Linked DNA regions of Mus musculus: region 2 is linked to region 1. A link is a loop called in an ENCODE intact Hi-C map of the cell type or tissue named here. Cell type or tissue: heart. All regions are shown on one strand.

Region 1 (8,000 bases):
TGTTTTTCCCCCAGTGGACACACTTTGTAATTACTTTTTGTTTGTTCGTTCGTTTGTTCAGTGTGTGGAGATGCTTGTGTAAGGATGTGTGCATGTGGATGGCAGTGCCCATGAGGTGAGGTGTTGTTTCCTCTCAGAACTGAAGGCACAGGGGCTTGTTAATTACCCTACATGGTTTCTGGGAACCAAACTCAGGTCTTCCATAAGAGCAGTATATACTCTTAACCACTGAGCTATTTCTTCAGCCCAATAGAGACACAGTTTATAATGACAAACAGAATGGACTTGAAGATGTCTGCTTGTTTGGTTGTTTGAAAGTAGAGCAATGTTAGGGCTGAGGATGCAGCTCAGTGCTTGCCCAGGATGCACAAAACCTTAGCTTTGATCTCCAGCTCGGAAAGAGAAAGAGCGACAGTATTTCGGCCAAATGGCTCTGTAATTCAGTTCCACCTTGATTTATAACGTTCAGTGCTGGCTCGAAGTCACAGTAAGGTGGTGGTTACAATGTTTCCCCTGGCTCCTATTCTAAAAACAAGGGCGGCCTTCAGGGGTAGAGCCTCGCCTGAACCACATAAATAAAGGCTTCCAACTGCAAGTCTGAGCCTGTTGATTGCAGATCTCGGAAGGTGCAGTCTAACTGCAAATTGCTCTAAAGCCTTCAAACTTGGGATCTTATTAAAAGCATACTCTGTTGACTGGAAGCAGACTCCGGTTCCCCAGGTTTCATTAACCCATCATTTTGCTATGAGTTGCATTTCGTGAAGGGCTTTCGTGTACACACCGAACACAGCCAGCTCTGCCTCCTTTTCTATAGAGATGCCAAGGAATGAGGGGGATCTCATTCAACCTCGTTTTTCCTCTCTACTTAGCAGCCTTTGCTTCACTTCTTTCCCTCGGGTGTGCGCCCCCCCCCCCCAGGGATAAACATGATCTGAAGAAGAGAAGAAAAGCCTCAGGTTAAGGTCAAGTCGTCGAGTCTGGCAGGGGCATCAAGTCAGGTCTACCCTATGGATGATAAGGGAAAACAACTTCAAAGACTGAAGATTTCATTCAGCGGGCTTCAAACTGAAAAGAAATGCCCTCCCAGGCAGAGAAAGGAGCCTGTGTAGTTTGAATCTAGTCTTGCTTAACCTGGAGGGAATGAAAATGTGGGGTGGGGGTGTGTGCTTAGCCAGTTAGTTGTAGGGCTCAAAACAAGTACAGATCTAAGGGGCGTATGGTGTGTGCACAGGGAATCAGATAGAAATTCTCTGGCTTGATCTTTAAGCTTATCTAGTATTTAGTATTTATGTTGAATATATTATGCACTAACATGGTTTGCCATTAAATCTCACCAAATGGCTGCAGTCCTTAGTGAGAACTCAAAACATCATCCCAAAACAGACAAAAATTCTAAGTATAAACACAGAGATGTGCTAAACTCAGATGCAAACAAATTCCCCATACAAATAAGCAATGGTTACTGGGAGAAAATAGCTTTGAGGTGTTCATTTCAAGTTTAATGTGTGCTCAGTATGGTTGAGACAACTAATATAGGAAAAAATATGTCTGGAAAAATCCTCTTGGATATAAGTATTCCATGCTGGTTCAATGGCATTGTGAAGGGAGTGTGCCCAAAGTGGCAAAGAAGACCTGAGGTTCACTGGAAGTCATGTGAGAAAGAACACGTAAGAATGGTTTTCAAATCTTTGAAAGAGACTCACGGAATTTGGAGGCCTTCACATGCAACAAAGTTAGATTTACAGGAAGCAGAAGGTGGGGGAGCTTCATAAAGACCGAGCTATGGATCCCCAACTGGCTGAGTCCCGTATGAGATGCTGTATTCTCTTGTATCAAGAGACTAAGCACAGGTTAAAGAATATGCTGAATGATGGGAGAGTTTCCCTCAAGACTAATGATACAAACCGCAGTATTCAAACCTGCAATGGCCTTTCCTATTTTATACCATCTCTTGCAAGAACTTTGTGATGACAATGCCTTCAATATTTCAAGACAGATATTGAGAAAATTGGGATATTAACATGACTTGATATAATTTGTTTCTGTCTGGGTTTGGAACTCATGACACAGCCTAACTTGGCCTGCAGCTTGCAATCCTACCTCAGCCTGACAAATGCTAAGACATCGGGTGGGAGCCACCTGGGCCAACTCCACACCATGGTTCACTTACACCGTGGAGATGCCGCGATATCTTCCCTATTTTCAGGAAGCACAAGTGGAGCATCTGCCACATGCTGGGCAGTCACTGTCACAATACTGAGGCCACAAACATGAAAGATACAGTTCCCAGGGACTCAGTTACATATGCAGGTTATATATGCATTCCTAAGGCTATAATGAACTTGAATCTTCATTTAATATTCCCCATTTTCTAAAGCTTTGATATCATTAGATGAAAGCCTAGTACATGTTGGTGAACCGTCTCTAATGTACTAGTAACTTTCACAGGATACCCTTTTATCTGTCAGCTAAGAACAAAATGGCTCATTGCATTCTTTTTAAGGGTAGTAGAAACAAACAAGTGTGTGTGTGAGTGAGTGAGTGTGTGTGTGTGTTAGAAGTATCTCCTGTATGCTTCATACACCTAGAAGGTTTAGTCTGTACTTATACCTGAGATCTCTCTTGGTCACATTAGTTGATGAAATTTAAGTTCTGAAGAAATCTCAGATAATTACAGGCCCTTTGATCTAGAGCGTTTCATGGTGCTTGCATTAAACACAATGATTTGGAAAAAAACCCCAGCAAGTGAGAGGTTACTTTGAAAGTGCTTCAGTGGTACCCCGCTGGCTCTTTGGGATGAAGCAACTGAACGGTTAGGCTCCAGCGCTGATGACTCCCTGCCCTGCCATCTAGGAATGCAGATGCTTTCTTGTAATTTTTCTTTAACAAGTTACATCATGTAGTTTGTAAAGTATGTTAAAGGGCAACCACTAATGTTGCATGCAGTTTGCTAAAAGTGAGTGCCACAAGGCCATGTGTGTGTGCGTGAAGGGCCCTGGGGTGGAGCAGGGGGTGGAGTAGCACTTTAGGAGGTGAAATGGGATTCTTTCTTAAAAGAAAGAAACATCGGTTAATCTCCACACCCTGCTCCATGGAACACAGCCAGGCTTCTTAGCAAGCCAGCCACATCTGCCCTGTTGCTTTTGCTTGGAGTGGACTGTCTAATCAACCTGTATTCTGAGAGCTCCACTCACATTCTTTTTAAAAAACAAAACAAAAACCCTATTTTATTAGATATTTTCTTCATTTACATTTCAAATGCTATCGTGAAAGTCCCCTATACCCTCCCCACAACCTGCTCCCCAACCCACCCACTCCCACTTCCTGGCCCTGGCATTTCCCTATACTGGGGCATATGATCTTCATGAGACCAAGGGTCTCTCCTCCCATTGATGGCTGACTAGGCCATCCTCTGCTACATATGCAACTAGAGACACAGTTCTGGGACGGGGGTGGGGGGGTGGGGGTGGGGTACTGGTTAGTTCATATTGTTGTTCCTCCTATAGGGTTGCAGACCCCTTAAAGAAGAGTCACATGCATTTTCTGAATATTCACTACCGTGACAGGTAGGCTAGCCCAGTAGCAGGTGAAACTGTATTATATCAAATATATATTAATTATATAGTAACTAACTTCCATTTGAGGAGTTTTGATTTTTATTAAACTTATTTATGTGTTTATTTATTTGTGTGTGTATGTGTGTGTGTGTGTGTGTGTGTGTACATGCCAACATGAAGGTCAGAGGATAATTTCTGGGAGTTGTTCTCTCCCAAGGATCAAATTCAAGTCATCAGGCTTGGTGGCAAGTGCCTTTACCTATTGAGTCATCCTCAAAGAGATGCCTTCACAAACTTCCCCAGTCCAGAGCCATTGCTTGATCATAAAGCACACTGTTAACCAAGTCTCCTTGTCACACATGTCTGAGAGTCAACCAAGAGAACTATAAACCAAACACAGTCAGAGCCCCCAAACACATTTCATACATGTACCAGATTATGATTGTTAAGGTCATGAATAGACTGAGAAACTGTGATGCTATTTCATGTCAGCATGAAGAGCATCTCAGATATCTACAAGATCAGTACAGGTGCCCAGAAAAAGGTTCTTAACCATTTCTATGGCTTGACATCACTGCCCTTTTATATTTTTTTAAGTTGTATTCCTAACAATAAGCCCTCAGTTATATAAACACTTTTCCTTTTATTAATACTTTTAAGATATCATTCATATAGCATCATCAAAATAAAACATGCTTATATGAGGGAATAAAACCATTCCATTGCCATCAAAATAAATGTGTTCTCCCAAATGGTGAGTCCTAGGGGAGGAATGTGTACTTGTTGGAGCAGCTCAGATTGTTCTTGTATCTGTTTGGCGTGTTTCCCTGTAAGCATCTACAAATGAAAGGTACATTCTCATTAAAGTAATGATACGGTTAAGGGCTTCCAATCATCACAGGATAGCCTAGAGCTAGCACAGGATAACCTAAGGTGAGTTTTACCAAGTGTTCAGAATATCAGTATGGAGTAGACAAGCTCTCTCAGCGCCAATAACCTTCAACAACAGGCAGCTGCTTAGCTTATCTAATGATTAATCTAAGTAGGATATTGATAATGGACAACGTTTAAATGCACCATCCAATAGATGTCAGACATTAACTATGGTGTTACCTTTGAACTCAGACCAAACATGGCCACAGGCCAGCGAGAGACAAGTGGGTGCAGCATCAGATCTGCTCCCATCAGACCAGTTCACAATGTTTCCTTGTGGTTCCGGCCAAGGAGAGCCTAGTGCCAGAGGAACCTTGGCTGTGGTCCCACCTTGCTAAGCGTGTCAACTACACTGTTTGGCTCATCTCCTAGGTCCCTGTGCCTTGCTGCCTCCCTCACTGTTCACCCAGATGACTTCCTCTCCCAGGGTCTGTAGCACCGTTTTCTATTTCCTGAGATGACCTGAACACTCTTATCATGGATAAAAAGCACCAAGCACCTCAAAACCAAAACGAGACGATGGCATATCACCCCTCAAATCTGTCTTTGAATTTTTTGATAGCTATATCTGGCCCAGATTAGAATGGGGTTTCTGCCAACATGTGACATACTAGTTTGCTCTAGCTAATTTTTTCTGTTGGCAGTGAGCTATTCTGGAGACCCACCTCGGACTTACGAGATCCTTTCTCCCAGACAAAATCTGTCATTACCAAAGTGTTTGCCTCATTGTATGAGACCAAGAAATGCTTGTCATGATACAAAGGTAAAGTGGGTTTTCCAAGGACAGCAACAATCAGACACGGAGGGCAGGCTGTAGAATCACCTTCCACACTTCAGTTTGAGGCAAAATTGAGAAAATGTGCTTTTCAACATCTGTTATATGGTAAGCCAAGAATGCATCACATCCCATGGAATAAACCGGTCTTTATTATTCTTCTGATGTGTGAATTGGATATATGCAATTGGTAGAGAGCAACAGGCTCTTCATCTCAGTAATTACATTATTTTAGCACATTTAGCAACAAAACCAGTTAATTCTAGCTTTATTTCATCAACCATCTCAAAAATACCTTCTTCCGAGGACCTGTGCTAAAGCTGTGTGATTATGTAGCCACAGTCACTGTTGCTAAAACTGCAATGTTAACAAACAAAAGGACATTCTCTTACAAGAGTTTCCACTTCACCTTAGGAGGGGTCTAGGAAAATCTCCCAGAAAGAGCATCAAGTCACAAGAGAGTTAATATCACCTCATTCAACAGACCTCCTACACAAAACTATATTCAGATATAGTTACCTCATGATTACCTATGAAAATCAGAGTGTCCAAGGAAGAGCTGTGTTTACTACAGTTCAATATTGGAAAGTATGTTTTATTTGAAGCAATAACTGGGGACTAAGTTCTGAAGGTCGCATGGTTTAACACAGTGGTCCATGTATTCCAATGTGTTGGCATTATCTGAAGAGCTGACTGTAGGGCCAGCACCCAGGACTACTGGTGGTGGTGGTATATACCTTTAATCCCATCAGTTGGGAGGCAGAGACTAGCCTCAGCTTGATCTACAGAACTAGTTTCAGGACAGCTAAGGCTACACAAAAAAGCCTGTCTGGGCATGGAAGAAGATAGATATGTAGATAGATAGATAGATAGATAGATAGATAGATAGATAGATAGATAGATGATAGATAGATGGATAGATAGATAAGGAAAGGGGAAATTATGACTTGTGTGTTTGTGTGTGTGTGTGTGTGTATGTATGTATGTATGTATGTGTGTGTCTGTCTGTCTGTCCGTGTGCCTGTCTGTGTGTGGGTGGTAAAACCCCATAACCTACTTTCACAGCATGTGGCCAGATTGTTTTGATGCCAACTGCATAAAACTTAATTTTAAAAAACTAAGGAAAGAACATGAGCATAACAAACAGAACTCAAACCTCGGTTTAACCCATTTGTTGGTTTCATTTGGCAAGTTACTGCGTGTGCCCTCTGAGTCTGTCTCCTCCTGTCTGAAATGAGGACAGAATTACTCTTTCCTCTCACACACTGCTTCGTAAGATTAAATCCATGAAGAAAGGCTACAGATACAGAATATACAGTATATATTCAAAATGAGAGTTTTGCATTAAAGGACCTTGGTGGATTTCATCAAGAATATAAACAGGAGACCTGGAGACAGCTCTCAGTCCACAACTAATTCATGAACGTATAATTCATTACTCAGACTGGGCAACTTTAAAAAGAGATATTGTTGATAATTATGTTCAAATGTCCTATTACATGTAAGGTTATAAACTCACCTTAGTTATGGGGAGATAAAAACAATAATAAAGTCCACATGCTTGTGCTACATAAGTACTCTGCCGGAGTCTAAGACTGAGGAAAGATTTGCAGCTGCCTTTGTAAGAACTGTAAGTCACTGTTAGTGAGCCTGTTGCATCTAGTCACTAACCAGTGCCTAGTGCCACCTGTGAGACACCCTAGGTCCTTCAAAAATAATTCTATTCCTGCTTTCATCCAAATATTCCCAGATTTTTTAAAAATGAAAAATTATTTTAAAAGAAATAATTGCCATTTTCTATTTTGTGTGAAAGTTAAAAAAAAAAAAAAAGCACCAGAATAATGGGGATCATAGCACAGTCCTGTCCAAATTCCTCATTTTTTTTTCTTCTCTCCATGAATCCCCGAGAACAGGTCGACTGCGACCGTCATTCACCCAAGGATGCTCCTGACACTGACCGCTGGTTGCTGTGTGCTTTTCCTAGCTCTTCATCCTTGCTGTCACAAATACTTAAGTAGCCATAACAGAGACCGAAACAAGAGATTTGTAGCTTTTTATTTTATCGAAACTCAAACAGTTGAACGGACAGAAAAAAGGAAATATCAAGAAACAACAACTTAGAATATTTTTATTGTGGAGGTTTGTTTTAACAAAGACAAAACAAAAACAAAAACAAAAAACAAAAACAAAAACAAAACTATGTGCCGTAGGGTAGGCTTTTCTAAATGTGCAGTGTTGCTGTTCTCAAAATGCAGTCCTTACATCCCTTGGGTTGCTAAGGTCAAAACTCTTCACCTAGAAACACGAAGGCCTCCTTCCCTTTTTTTGTCCTGTTGGCTTTTGTGCAGATAGTGCAAAGGGGGTGGTGGGAAATCTCGGCAGAAATCAAGGCACCAACTGGAACTTCAAGTAATCATTATGCTTTTTTGCCACCGGGCAGTTTTGTTTACTGTAACAGGCCAGTTTTACTTCAGACTGTCCTTGAGGAAGCAGAGTATGTGACCGGTTTCGCTCAGTCCTGACTCTCAAGTTTCTGTCACCTCTCACACTGAGAGACAGCGTGTGAAGCATCTCTGATGCGCATGTGCTGGGGCTGTCTCCAGAGAGCACAGCCTGTTGTTTAATTGCAAGTAGAACTGTTACAGACCCACGTTCTTCATGAAGAAATAACCGACAGGCACACTGTATTGCTTTCTTTTTTTATTAATTTTTTATTGGATATTTTCTTTATTTAC
Region 2 (8,000 bases), 130 kb before region 1:
CGCGACTGCACCCATCATAATGTGCACTCGATGGCTTGGCAGACAGAATTAATGAACTACAGAGAGGTCTCGACAAGTACAACTTTGTAGTATGCTATGCCAGTTAGAAGGAAAGTAACAAGGGATTGAGCTGAGTGACTTAGGAGCAGGAACAGAAGCTTCTGCATGCTTGATATGCCCTGGAGGTGGGGTCATAACATGTGGCTCTGATTGGCGTAGCAGGTGAGAAAAGGAGAAAAATTACAGATATAATTTCTGAGGTTTGAAATCCTTAAGACTTAAATTTTTTTTTCTAGTATTGAACCCAAATAACCTCCGACCTGTTGTAAGATTTAAACTTCTAGGGGAAACTACTTGATGTGTTCACCTTTAAGGGTGAAGAGCCAACAGCTCATTCCCACCCGACACCCAAAAGCATGTAGCAGAGTCTTAGCCATTAGTGCTGCTGGCCATATCCTTGAACCTGGGAAGTGACAAGGGACCTTGACACTGTGAGCGACTCTACACAGACAGAGATACTTTGTACATTTCTAGAGCAACCCTAGGTAAAGATGCAGGGTAACTACCTTGATTCAGAGAAGGAGGCAGAGAAGGGATGGGGGTAACTGTCTACCTTAATTCACCTGGGCTCACAGGTAAACCTTTCAGGGTGACTTTCCCAATTGTGTCCCCATACCCTCCCAAAGGGCAGACCACATTCACCTGTCTGTGTTCCTTGCCTCCATGAGGCCTCTCACCTGCAGGAACTGCTCCACCTGCTTTCTCTTCTAATCTCCTCACCTTTTAGAGCTCCTGCTGCCTCATGCTGTTTGACGACCCCCCCCCACCTTTAAAGTATTATATCATCCACCCTCCATTCTGCCCATTTCTTTCTTGACAGACACTCAGAGTATAACCCAGACTAGCCTTAAAATCCTGATCCTTCTGCCTCAACCTTCCAGACTTCTAGGACCATAAGCACAGGCTGTCATCCCCAACTTTCATATTCTTTTCATTTTCTCATATGTTTGAGTTGAGTACCCTATAGTCTCTCCAGCCGAGTTAGTCTATGTCAAACCTCTTGAGGCTGGTTAGCCTCCACAACACCTATTACAAGGGAAATGCTTGTGAATTGTTGATTTTCTGTGAAAGCTGTGCCATTGGCTTCCTTTACCATCTTCTGTACGTGGGTGGCTTTATCCGTCCTTATTCAGAGACTGGATTGTCACCAAGCCTATGTGAATTGCTGATTTTCTGTGAAAGCTGTGCCATTGGCTTCCTTTACCATCTTCTGTACATGGGTGGCTTTATCCGTCCTTATTCAGAGACTGGATTGTCACCAAGCCTATGACCACGCAGTGCAGGTTCTGAATATGGCAACATTACTTCTGGTTCAAAGAATGCTAAGCTCATAGAGAGTACCCCTGCCCTGCAGCAGTAACTGGGTGTGTGTGCGCAGGGCTTGGCCTTTTAGCTGAATGGGCACATTTGCTAAAAGTTACCCAGCAGCAGAGGTCCGTCCACCTTCAGCTTCTTGGAAGAGTGATGCCAGAGGGCAGCTTGGGCGAGAGATTTCCGGTGTGGCCTTTGGGTAAGGTGTTCTCTGTGTCCAGAGCTTTCCTATCAGCGGCAGAGGGCAGCAGGTGGTGGGTCAGCAACTACTACTTGCTGTCCCCAAATGTCATGGCAACCTCAGTCATGACTTTTCAACATTAAATGTTGATGTCGATAATGTAAATGTCAACACACACACACACACACACACACACACACACACGCACACACACACACACGGATAGGCCAAGTTGGGTGTTCTGTCTTTCACAGTTATCTACAGGCTTTCTTATCACAGTCTACACGCTTAGTTCAGGGATGAGGCAATGCAACAGTCCCCCCACCCTGTGCTGGCACCACTGCGGCACAGCCTCTGAAGCAAAGACAGTTCAGGCTCGGAGCCCAGTGCTGCCTAAGTCTGTTACACTGCCTGCCACATTCATCCAAGCCCTGGGCTTGGTAGAGGCTCTGCAAAGACTATTTGTTATGTGTAATAAAGCTAGAGGTTGGAGGGAAGGCCTTGTGCATGCTCACCATGCTCTTTCCCGCTGAGCTACACACCCAGCCCCTTTGCGACGTTTCAGCTGGCAAGGAACCACTGTTAGCAGATGTGAACATCTAAAGAACATAGCCAATGGCTCCCCAGCCGAGAGAGAACCAGGATGCTGGAGAGGAACCCTCATGGTTAATTGTGTAGAGCTCTCACTAATGGCGCGGATCCCTCAGCCATCGAAACTCCTTAAGCTGAAGGAATGGAGAGATGCAAAGGGAAGCAGACCACAGGCTTTTCTTATGGATGCTGGTTGTGAGTGAAGAGAGGGGCATTCCTGAGGGAGGAGGCATCCCTGCCAAGGGAAAACAGATATGGGTGACTCACTCTGCTATTGGTTGTACTGGCTTCAGTTGTCTTGGCTGGGTTGACACCAGCTGCACGAGATTGACATTAGTACCATAGTCAAGCCAGGGACCAGGAGACTTTGGGTACGGTGAGGATTGTCTTCTATTCAGAGCGCTAGCTACCAGAGCAAACCAACCCTCTTTTGCATCCAACCAGGCTCATCTGACTGGGAGAGTTCATCTGAGAGGTGCTGTATCTTGGCCTGGATCATGGAGACCATCAGAGGCTAGACAGGACTAGGTCATGAGGCTCTCAGGTGATAGAGAGACAGGACTAGGTCATGAGGCTCTCAGGTGATAGAGAGACAGGACTAGGTCATGAGGCTCTCAGGTGATGCTTTCTCCACAGACTGTGCAGGCTAGAGACACCCAAGCAGAGCTTCTGGATGGGATGAGAGTAGGGTCAAGTCCACCCTTGGGATGCTTGATTCTTCAAAGGTCCACCAGGCGTTCAGTACCTGAGTGATCTGACACAGCCGCGTGTCATTACCTACTAAGGATAACTCTAGCTGAAGTCAGAGAAATAGTTCAACGATTCGGTCATCCTGCCAGCGCTGGTCTTTATCGACATTCGAGAAAGAACAACATGATGCGTACATGAGATTTAACTGGGGATCTCGTCCCATGCAAGCAACACTGTGCCCTTCCAACAAGAAACAGTGCATAATTAAAGCTATAATCATCTTGAAAATAATTTGAGAAGGTGATAAACAACATGAGTTCGCAGAACACTTTACTCATACAAAGAGTGAACAATCCTACCCCATTTGAGCTTCACAGCTAGGGCTGCATATTACCCCAGGCAGGACCGATGACCGGATTTGTTGACAAAAGTCAGGTTACTGTAGTAGCCTCACACCTTTCCAAGATCACAGCATAGTAACTCCCGTCAGAACTGGAACTAGAAGCCTAGCCCTTGATCTTAACAGGGCTCCACATCATTTTGATGAAGTCCTGAAAATCTGAACGTCCATCAACATCTTTCCTCTCTAACTTATTTATTTAGAGTCAGTTCCGCCTGTACTGGGTTGTTTCGATAACAAGATCTACCCTGAGATGTTAGGCGGCTCTTTCTCCTCCTGTCTAGGGAGGACATTCACGTGTTTTGCTGCATGAATCTTCCTGTGTTCAATGCCAAGATGGTCCTCAGACCATGCCTTGGTTATGTGAGCCACACTGTCTTGTGAATTGCAAGGCACCTCAGCACAAAAGCATTTTAGGTAATGACTGTAACTGTAAAGCAGGCTGCTCGTGCCATCCAACAGAAGGAAGATGCTTATGCCAATCAGATACTCTTGTTAGCACCACCATAGGTGCCATGGTATGTAATTCTGGACCAATTAGAGCATCATGAAATGCACTGAATACTGACCCAGCAGTTGTGAGAGTTAAATGAGATAATTCAGATAAAACGTTTGGCAGTGTTTGGTTCACAGAACACAGCCCCTAGCTAGAGGACGAGCCATCTTCTTTTTAAATAAACATCACATCCCCATATTGCAGATTCGAAAATGGCAGCAGACAGAAAGGTTAAGTAATTTACCCAAGGTCACACAGCTAGTGTGTGTTACCACCAGGCCTGGACACCTGACTGTCTCTCACCCACTCCCATGAGCATATGCCTAGCCAGCAGGGTAGCCAGTGGGGTGGAGAGAGTTCTTGGATCTTCCGGGGGACTCTAGAAATCTTTCCAGATCACCATTATGAGAATTAATTACTGATTCACTGGGCTGTAGCAGGTGGAAGTACTATTTAATAGCCTGCTGGTTAAGCCAGGTTTTGGAGAGAGAGAGAGAGAGAGAGGGTGAGAGAGAGAGAGAGAGAGAGAGAGAGAGAGAGAGAGAGAGAATAAAAAGAAGCATGTTACATTACTAGTCAATAGCATGTAAAATAAAAAAGCTGGAGTGATTTTAGGTAGCGTCTGAGAAACACTTTTCAAGGAGTTTTGCAAGGACAACCACACCCCACATGGATTGGATTAAGTCTTTCTGTGAATCATAGCAAAGAAAGGAAAAAAAATTCCCAGGGTCCTTCCAGGCTTCTCTCTGTCAGGTCAATGGAATCTGTGGTATCAGATAATTTTTATGACAAATTACAAATTCCCATCACTCACACCCAAGCCTGTTTGCCTGAGTGTTTGCCAGAGTCTTTTCCTTCTAGGTCTCTTCTCTTCGAGCACAGGCTGCCTTGGAAATGAATGGCAGGCCCTTTGAGGGTGGGCTGAGACAGAAGAAGGCCGTCCTGGGAGCTGAGAGGAAACCAGAGTTAGAGAGGGCTGCTGCCATCGGCTGATTGGGGTGGAGTGGGGGAGGGCTTCCTTGTCCAGCTCCCCCTACCGCACAGATGGCAGAGGCAGAGGAGCCCCAGCATCGGGTGTTTGCGGTCTGTCAGGACAGGCTGGCAAGAAAGCGAGCCCCCCTTGGAAGCTAAGCCTGAGATTAAGAAGGCCTGGCTGATTGTGTTGGCAGCTGCCGCAGCTCGCCCCTGTGCAGAGCCGGACGAGCAGGGCGGCACACGTCTGGCTTGATTTGCTCTTTGGGGCGCGGCACTTGAAAGGTGGCCCCTCCCCCCAGACTCCTTGACATTTGTCCAGAGATTAATTGGGCCTAATCCCCTTCTTGGAAGAATAGGCTGGAGAGTTTGTATTCCGGGAGGGTGAAGGGAGGCAGGCCGGGACTGCAAGCAGTAATGAAGGAGCTGGGGCTTGCTGGACGCAGGGGAAGAAAAGAGCAAATATCTCTGCTGTTCCTGGATGAGGCTGACAGGTGGGCAGGGAGACTGGGCGCCTCTGTGCCGCCAGCCCTTGCCAGAAGGTCTGTGCTCAGCAGCAGTAAGGACTCTTGACAGCACCAGCTGTCACTCAGGGAGGAAGCAGTCCCAGGACACCTTGGCCTGTCTTTCTTTCTTTTGTACCAGGCACAGAGGGTGAGAGTCTCAAGACAGGCCATCCTGACAGGGGAAGACACACTTTGCCGGGACGCTTACACTTAAAATTTGTATTGAACCAGGCATTAAAATAAACACCACTTCTTATTTTAGATTCTTTTTTTCCTTGAGGGAAGACAGGAGCAATGGACAGCTTCCTCATGCTTCAGAATAGCTTGTTGTGTGCCAGGGTAACCAGCCCAAACATTTACACAGTTAACGGCTCATTCCTAAGAAGCAACATAGGACAGGGCTTGCTTTGTTTCCATTTTACTATTGTCGGGACTTCAGTTCGGTCATCTGTACATGGTGGCAGCAAGAAGCAAGCTCAGGCATCTGGCTTGGGGCCTATCTATTTACTCCACAAGGCTGCACAGCCAGCAGGGATAAGCGTTTGGCCTAGATTATCTCCAGGTTAGAACAAGACTGAAAGTCCTTCAGAAGATACCACATCCAGGGAACTGAGGCTAACAAGCCACAGGAATAGCAAAGGCCCCTAATAAACTCAGAAGTCTACATGCCTATCGTATTACAGGTGGGAATCACCTCCAGCTAGTGACCGTACCCACTGTGCGCTGTTTCTGTGTAGAATATAGCAGACACCGGCGTAATGGAAAGGAAAGATGGGTGCCTAACCAAAGGTGCATATAAGGAGTCGGTAGGGATTAGGTTGATGGCCATCACGAGAAGTATTAATAATGAGTCAGGGCAGGGTGAGAGGACATCTAGAAAGGTTTGAGAGCATCCCTGAGAGCATCATTTGTCAGAGGCAAGATGACAAGAGCACAATGTCTGCTCAGAAGAAAAGTGAACGTACAAGTGAGAACCATTATGGGAATTCGGGGCGGTCTTTGTTGGCTTTGAGCATAGTTCTCATTCCTTCACATTGGAGCATCTCTCTTAATTCTTACTTAATCCTTCCCTGTCAGACAAGTCACTAGCCCAAGATGGACATGTGACAAAGCTGTTTCTCTGCAACACGTGTGATGTCCAGAGGGTCACTTTCCAGGTAGCCTGTTGGTTGTCACCATCTCTCCAGCAGAAGGTGGCAAGGGTGGTGAGGGGAATGGAGGTCCTGTCTCTCAGCTCTGCTCTCAGGCCCTTCTCTACTTTGCTGCCAGGACAGTTCATTTTGTCATACCCAGGATCAGTCTCTTTGCCAAAGGGGAAAACATTCCGAGTGTGTGTGTGTGTGTGTATGTGTGTGTGTGTGCGCGCACATGCGCACAGGCGTGTGAGTAAGTGTGTATAAATGTCCTTGTTTCTTAATTGCCTCTTCTGGGTCATTACCCCATCTAGCCACACATACCTCTGGCCTGCTACTTCTACCCCGCATGGCACATAGACCCTCACTGTGCATATAGATCCCAGACCGATGCTGAGCCCCTCAGAGGATAACATAGATGGTCAGCGCTAAGCTCCTTGACTTGAGTAAACTCTTATTTCTATAGATAGTTTAGAAGTCCAGTATCGAAAGCTTCATTCCTCTGTAGACAGAGTCTTCAGTTTCAGGGAAAATGACGAGAGATCTTCAAGCTTTACTGCTTCCTGCATGACGATACACATGCTACGCTAAGAAACACCATCTACAGCCATCTGATGTTATTTTGACATGTCTTAATTTGATAGCTGACAGGAAATAACACCCACGTGACCATTCTTCGTAATGCCGTGGTGTGTCTAGGGCACATGTACCCTGCTGAATGCGTGCTAAGATTTGGAATAAGTTAAAAACGTGGTTCATGCAACTTGGTAAGTCAGCCTGAGCTGAGGCAGGGAATGAAGTATATGACCACTGTATAGTTTTGGTCTTACATTCTTAACGTATCCTTCCACTCAGCCCAACCCACTTTCCATAGAGCAGCCCAAAAGGAGAGCTTCTGAAAATCTGCTGTGTCAGTCAAAAACAACTTCGGAAACATGAGTCAGATTGTGTTGCCCTCCTACTTAAGACCTTTCCCATTGGCTTAAAATCAGTTGTGCATATCTGATCAGGGATCCCCAACTTCAGCAGGTTGTGGTTCCTGTCTGCTTCCAGCCTTGCTCCCACACAGCATTTGCTCAGTGCTCGGGACTTGGAGCCTTGGAGCATGCTCATCTATCTGTCTAGAATGTTCTTCTGCCTGCTTCATGGTCAGCTCCTCATGCCTCAAGTCTTGAATGCTTAAATGTCACCTTTAATGTCAGAGAGACCTTTTCCTGCACTTACTATCTGAAGTGACTCCTCCCTGGTATTTTTTATCTCCACATCCTGTTCAATCTATTTATGGGGCTTATCCTGGTCAGAGAGTTTCCCCTGACTTTAGGGAGTTGCCTCCTGTTCTCACAGAATGTAGGCACTGTGAGGACAGGACCCTTGGGTTCCCGTTCACGGCCGTGTCTTCAGCAGGGACTGGTGTGCTATGCCTGTGCTCCTCATATACAGGCTGAGGAAATGAAAGTAGGAAGAGTGGTGAGCAACACAGGTTTTTGTCTTCCTTGCAGAATATTCTTTGGGAGGCTATGGGCTCTCTGCCTTCTTCCCTTGAGACTGGATACCTCATGGAACCTGAAGCTTGCAATTTTTTTTTTTTTCAAGAAGGCTTGTATTCAGCAAGCCCCAAATCCTCCTTCTCTAGAATTTTTTTTTTTTTTTTCGAGACAGG

The links. A loop is a pair of places that touch in the nucleus more often than their neighbours do. Peaks named below come from ENCODE experiments on the same cell type or tissue, not always from the same donor. Only the 100,000 strongest peaks of a DNase experiment are listed, where the experiment ranks them.
Region 2: it touches region 1 in a loop (2.1-fold over the local background); 2 of 42 quality-filtered maps call a loop at or near these places.

Annotation. Positions count from the first base shown.
Region 1 is chr5:99,345,220-99,353,219 of GRCm38, reverse strand. All of the region lies in intron 3 of A930011G23Rik (RIKEN cDNA A930011G23 gene), which reads left to right. Among named protein-coding and RNA genes, the nearest start is that of Gm35314, 18 kb to the left of the region's middle. In heart, no CTCF peak of the experiment used is centred here; a DNase peak (open chromatin) is centred at 4,799.
Region 2 is chr5:99,476,587-99,484,586 of GRCm38, reverse strand. All of the region lies in intron 2 of A930011G23Rik (RIKEN cDNA A930011G23 gene), which reads left to right. It overlaps Gm42125 (a long non-coding RNA gene), which reads left to right. Exons shown (of 2, transcript XR_880471.1): 1 at 1-2,724; 2 at 2,762-4,240. Among named protein-coding and RNA genes, the nearest start is that of Gm42125, 7.5 kb to the left of the region's middle. In heart, a CTCF peak has its summit at 4,787; a DNase peak (open chromatin) is centred at 4,926; H3K4me3 peaks cover 980 bases; H3K27ac peaks cover 2,737 bases.